Linked DNA regions of Homo sapiens: region 2 is linked to region 1. The links are chromatin contacts, found by Hi-C or POLR2A ChIA-PET in ENCODE. All regions are on one chromosome and are shown on one strand. The core of a region is the stretch at or near the end of the contact, and the rest is flanking DNA. Distances in the headings are between cores, read along the strand shown.

The links. Hi-C counts contacts between places; a loop is a spot of excess contacts on that map. ChIA-PET counts read pairs that join two places held with the same protein, here RNA polymerase II (POLR2A). Pooled maps may share reads with other maps.
Region 2: a map of CD4-positive, alpha-beta T cell shows a loop between it and region 1 (12-fold over the local background). The contact joins the promoter of DIPK1A here to the enhancer-like site in region 1. A Hi-C loop is called at or near these places in 4 of 168 maps with a recorded cell type or tissue (CD4-positive, alpha-beta T cell, CD8-positive, alpha-beta T cell and naive thymus-derived CD4-positive, alpha-beta T cell) and 7 of 50 pooled maps. POLR2A ChIA-PET finds 5 or more read pairs at or near these places in 4 of 52 experiments (CD4-positive, alpha-beta T cell, WTC11 and activated T-cell).

What each region holds. Positions count from the first base shown.
Region 1 is chr1:91,802,546-91,805,558 of GRCh38, reverse strand. The region is part of intron 2 of TGFBR3 (transforming growth factor beta receptor 3); the gene reads left to right. Among named protein-coding and RNA genes, the nearest start is that of TGFBR3, 82 kb to the left of the region's middle. RefSeq lists an enhancer at 1,524-1,793. Within about 2 kb of position 1,483, at least 16 of the 41 ENCODE cell types and tissues checked have a DNase peak (open chromatin) inside an H3K27ac peak, as active enhancers do; they include CD4-positive, alpha-beta T cell and CD8-positive, alpha-beta T cell, where a contact is called at or near this core.
Region 2 is chr1:92,959,843-92,962,855 of GRCh38, reverse strand. DIPK1A (divergent protein kinase domain 1A) reads left to right here and starts at 1,394. Exons shown (of 5, transcript NM_001006605.5): 1 at 1,394-1,480. The coding sequence starts at 1,427. RefSeq lists silencers at 1,034-1,113, 1,274-1,833.

The sequences.
Region 1 (3,013 bases), core at 234-2,733:
CTGGGGAGTTTCTCACCAGAGTTTATTTGAATTTGTGCTGTCTTCAGGTCAGTAAATATTTTTGTCAGTAGAAGTAGCATCTTGTGGGTGAAGGGGGCTGTGCCTCTGTGCTGGTGGCCGAGGAGAGTGTACCAAACAGAAGAGCAGAGCCTGACTTCAGTTCAAACAAGACACGACACCCGGCAAGATTTTGAGATCAGATTTCTCGAGTAAGCCAGCAGGGGAGGATTAAACTCAGCTCACACTTTGAGTCCAAGGAAAAGTTAGATTTCTTTGGGAGCTACCCTTAAGGAATCTTGTACTCGTCACATACCAGATGCCCAGAATGAACTGAAATATCCAGATTGGGAGGCACCAGTGAGGATTGTCTCTGGAGGTGAATCCATATGGACATTACTGCCAGGAAGCACTTTTCTGAAATACACATTCTACCTCTGTGTGGCTCACAACAGTTTACTTATAGTGGGTTATAGAGTTTCTGTGAGGCTTTGGATGAAGTATCTGCAACATGCCTTTTCATGATAGAGTATGGTGTGAAGTGAGCACGCGTGTGTGCTTATGAGCATTGTTGCTTTCAGGTGTGTTCTTTCGTCATCGTCCACGCCCTGGTTGATCCTTACGTGGTAACACAGCTTTTGCTGTGCTGCTGATAAGGAGCATCATCAGAGCATGTCACTCACTTGGCTCTTGACTGCAGGGAAGAGATTGCGTAGGGAAGACGGGATGTGGGTTTTCAGCCGTGGCCACAGGAGACACTCCCAGCCTTTTGAGGCTGCCGGTGAGGGCCTACAGTAGCAGCTCCAGAGCTCACAGGTCACCACAAAAGTGAGCAGATGAGTCAGATGGGGTTTCGGAGCATGTTTTCCTGGTTTCCAAGCCTTCGTGGCTGGGAGGTGCTATACTCGGGCCCCATGGTGGTCAAGTGAGAATCTGAGCCACTGTGTTAACTCAGGCACTTGTGCTAGAGCCTGTGGGGTGGATCATGCTGTTCCCAGGTGGAAGCCTTCCTGAATGGAGCTGGCCCTGGCATTGTGCAGACAGATTGCGGAAGGAACCACTATGAGGCCAAGGGGGAAGGATGGGAGACAGGTTCATGAGCTGGCTGTGGCAGAGGGAAAGGGACAGGAAGGCTAGGGCCTGACCCAGAAGTGGCAGGATGAGGCTGGGGCTGTGGTGTGCCAACGGAGAGATAGAGGATTGTCCTGCCACCTGGAGAGAGGGGATTGGCCAGAAGAGTGTCCGGGAAGAGAAGACAAAAACAGATTTGTGTTTCCTGCTTTCTGTGACAGTTGAAGGTGGGGAAGCCCCAACTGGGACTTGATTCTTAGCAACCAAAAATGCCACCTCCTTCATTTCATGGTTGGTGTTTTTTTTTTCTGCCCCTTTTAGTATAAGAGTGAGGCTTTGGCTCTCAGGTAAAGAGTGAAAGCAGGAAGTCTGAGACAGACAGTCCCTTATTGGCACAAAGCCCATGCAGCATGCATCACCCCATGGTTCTTCCCCATTTCTCAGCGATAATTGAGTGTCTGTTTTGTGCCAGATACTGTGCTGGGGTGAGGCAGGCAGCAGCAGACAGAGTGGTTGGGTTCTGTTCTTTCGTGGTGTTTGCAGTCTTTGGGAGCATGTAGATGTGAAACCAATAATTGCACAAATAATTATGTACATCTCATCACAGGAAGTGCTGTGGAGAGAAACGGAGAGTACCATGAGAGTATGAAAAAATACAGATCTAACACAGTGAGGGAGGTTTGGGGAGCTTCCTTGAGAGATCAGTAGAATGAGCAGGAGTTTGTCAGGCCATGGTGGTGGGAAGGAACAGAAACGGTGGGGAATGTGTTCCTGGAGGAAACCTTGCTATTCAGAGGCTCCTTTGGGACAAAGGTTGGCACTTCTGATGAAATAAAAGAAGGCAAGTACATTAATTAGGGTAGGTTAAGCTACAAATGTCAGAAAACCCAAAATAACATTGGCTTATATAAAAAAAAGAGTTTACATTTGTTTCCTATTAAAAAAAAAAAAGCAGTTCAGAGCTGATCCCGTGGCTCCATGTTCATCAAGTACCCAGGTGGCTTCTCAGTTGCTGTGCCCTCCTCAGCATGCTGCTTCTGTCTCATGGCCCCAAAGGCTTGCTCTAGTGCTGCCTGTTACATCCACATTCCAACCAGCAGTCAGAAGGAAATGGCAGAAGAACTGACCTCCTTCCCTTCATACAGGAAGCTGCCAGCTGCTAGCGGGATTGGGAAACATAGCTTTCGTTCTGGGTGGCTGTGTGTCCAGCTGGCACTTGAAGAAAGGAGAATGATGGCTATAGGGAGACAGTGAGCACTTCTGTGCTTCACCAGAATGGCCAAAACACGGGAGCAAGTGTCCGAGGAATGAGAGACGGGGCCGTGGCAGGAAGCAGGGCCAGATCTTGGAGGGCCTTGTAAGTCACGTTGAGGTTTTGGGGCTTCATCTGGACAGCAGAGATGGAGTGATAAGTCTTTTAAAGCAGAGAAAAGCAGGATCAGACTTGGGTTTTTCAGATCAGTTTGGCTGCTCTATAGAAGACATTTTGGTGGAGATAAGAATTAAGAGCATCTTGCAGTAATCAGGGAACGAGAGACGATGGTGCCCATGGAGATGGAGAGGAGGGGTCAGAGTTGAGTGGCCAGAGAGAGAATCCATTGGGTGAGGAGAGGGAAGGGGTGATGTTGGGGCACCTCCCCCAGGTTGGTGCCAGGTGTACGTAGGAAGAGGCTGGTGCCATTTACTTAGGGAGGGAATGAAGGAGGAACAACAGGCACGAGGGGTAAAGATCCTGAGTTCTGCATGTTGAGATTGGGTGTCCATGAGACAAAAGTAGATGGTGAAGGAGCTGTTGAATATTCAGGCCTGGAGCTTAGAAAAAGAAGTATGGGCCAGGCATGGTGGCTCACGCCTGTAATCCCAGCACTTCAGGAGGCCAACGCAGGTGGATCACATGAGGCCAGGAGTTCGAGACCAGCCTGGCCAATATGATGAAACCCCATCT
Region 2 (3,013 bases), core at 145-2,644, 1.2 Mb before region 1:
TTCAGCCCAGGAGTTTGAGTCCAGCCTAGGCAACATGGTAAGACCCCTCTCAAAAACAGAAAGAACAACCACCACAACAAAAATCACCTAGGTTTAAAACCTGTGTCTGTGTGTGGGTTGAGGGAAGGGGCAGACATGAAGGTATCTCTTCAGAACAAGGCACCTGAACAAGGCTTATGCAAAAACCAAGTGAGAATGAGTAATGGTTTGCTTCTGGGGAAACCCCTTCTCAGAGCAACAGGCCGGAATGAGCTCTAACGGGCCACCTAAACTTTGTTAGCATCACGCTTAAACGTGGTAGGTGGGGTAAAAAGCAGCCAAAAAAAAAAAAAAAAAAAAAAAAGCTGCTTCTTCCATTACAAGTCACTTGGATCAACAGCTGTTCTCCCACTAGGGTGGCTCTTTTTTCCCTTATTTGGAACTCATTGTCAAAAGAAAGACACCACACCCTGTGTTATGTAGCCTTAACCAAGCAGCAGGCCACGTCCCAGGCTCCCTGCCTTCAGGACTGTATTTAATTCGGTGTTTTTGTTTTTGTTTTCTTTTGAAATCAGTGTTCCTGGACGGGGCCAGGAAAACTCTGAAGCTGTCTTAAAAACAATATAAACCAAAAAAGTCGGAATTTTTTAAAAGTACATTTTTAAAAAAAGTTGTAGGCCGTTAGAGGCGAACTGGAGCGTGGTAAGGGGGGCACCGAGTTCAGCAGTGGGGCGCCCTGTCCGCGTTCGAAGCTGAGCCCAGTCCTGGGGGGATGCCCCGGTCTGCGTCTCCAGCTGCGGCAGACACCCCCTTCCCCCGACCGCCACCAAGGGCGAGGGAGGACGAGCCAGTCCCCAGGGAAGGAGCCCCAAGCTTCCCTTGAATTTCCAAACAACCCGTCCAGACACGTCCTGACTCCAGGAGAAGAGTCCATGGGGAGCGTCGGTGCTGCCGGGGCGGGTGGCGGGACGCGCAGCTGGGCGCAGCGCGGGGAGCCGGAAGCCGGAGCAGACTGCGAGGCCAGCGCGGTCCGGGGGTCGCCGCATCAGCCAGCGAGAAGCACGCCCCAATCCGCGCCGAGCGTGCGACACCCCCGCTGCCGCGGCGCCCCCTCCCGCCTCCGCGCGCCTCCCCTTTAAGCTCCAGGCGCAGTCGATTTGTGTCGGCGGAGGCGAGGTGCGACTCCCCTTTATGGCGGAGTCGGCAGCAGCCTCTCTGACAGCCGCGGCGGCCGGCGGGCGAACAGGGCAGGAGGCTGGGCCTCTGGCCTCTCGCCGCCTTCACTGCAGCCGGGCCGAGGGGAGCGCGGCGCGCGCCGCGGCGGGGGCGGGGGAGTGGGCGGGCCCGGCCGGGCAGGGGGCGGGGAGGCGGGGGGAGGCGGGGAGCCCGGCCGCCAGCGCTCGGGTCCGCCTCTGACTGCAGCGCGGCGGGGCGATGTGTGATTACCATGGCGAGGAGTCTCTGTCCGGGGGCCTGGCTAAGGAAACCCTATTACCTCCAGGTAGGCCGGCGGCCGCCCAGCCACCAGCTGCGGGAGCACCCGGCCGTGTGCCCTGCCGCGCCGCGCAGGACTCGCCCGCTCCCCTCCTCCCTCCCTGGGTCTGTGCCCGCCCGAACCCCGCTGCCCCCTGCCGTCCGGCACCTGGCGGCGCGCCCTCCCCAGCCCCCTCAGCGGCTCTGCCGACGCCCCCCACCGCGGCCCTCGCGGCTCCCGCGCCGCGGCCAGCCGGGCTCCAGGGCCCGAGTCGTCCCGCCCGGGTACGCCCTCGCATCCTGAGAGCCCCGAGACGTGACCTGGGTACGACCCCGCGCTCCGGGCATTGCCCGCAGCCCTGCGCCGCTCCAGGCGGAGCTCGACGGGCCGCCTTCTCCCTGGTGTTTTCGGGGCTTTCCCCCCTCCCCCGTGGGCCCCCGCAGGTCGGTTGCCCTTGACTCAGTGTCTTGGGTCTTAAGTCGGTGGTAGGAAAGGTGGTGTAGCATTCCTCCGTGTCTTAGAAAATTATGACAATTTGTCACACCAGTGTTTCCCCAGGCTCCAAAAAGCAGCGTGTGCCTCGTGCCGAGCCCCTTGGTTGGGTCGTTCCATCACACCCAAGATTTAAATGGGAGGTGGAGACCGATAAGCCTGAACCAGGCGGATGGGTGTTTGCTTTTTAAAGGAAAGGGGCTAGTGGCTGGTCTGTGGATCCCAAATACCCTAGTAATGCAAACGTAATTCTCAGTCATGTCGTGTGTACGGTTCGCGTGTTAATTTTTCATGATTTCCCGTTCCACCCTCTGTTCCGCTGCCAGTCTGTGCCTTGGAACCCTACTACTGCCTAAGTGTACTGTTTGGTCACCAGGGGGACCTAGTAGACACCGCGAGTAGCTGAGCGCAAATCCATCACTCCGATGGAAAAACAACTACAAATCAATGCCTTGCGTGGGTCAGCAGTGTTAGCCAACGCTGCATTCAGAGGACAGTATTCCTTTACCGCTTACATTAAAAGGCCAAGAGGTAGATGATTTGGGGTCAGCTGGTGCTTTTATAAATTATGAAAAAAGTTGAGAAGGTAACCATCATGAGGCAAGTAAATCTTACATTTTTGTTTGAAAATTGTATGTGTAAGTCATTACCCTGAAATGAGTGACGTATTGCAAATTGGAAGCATGATTTGACAACCCATGATATTAAGCGTGTACGAATAAAACTGAGTCTTTGTAGCAAGCACCACCAATAGTAATTGTGCACTTGAGTAACACTGTCACAACCCCTTCTAGAATTCAACCCAGGCCAGGTACCTCTGTGTAATCTTTTATGTGAGTTTAAAAAAAAGCTTACCGGCCAGGCGCGATGGCTCACACGTGTAATCCCGGCACTTGGGAGGCCGAGGCGGGCTGATTCCTTGAGCTCTGGAGTTTGAGACCAGCCTGGGCAACATTGTGAAACCCCGCCTCTACTAAAAATACAAAAAAAAAAAAAAAAAAAAAAAAGTTGGTTGGGTGCCTGTGGTCCCAGCTACTCCGGGAGGCTGAAGTGGGAGTATGGCTTGAG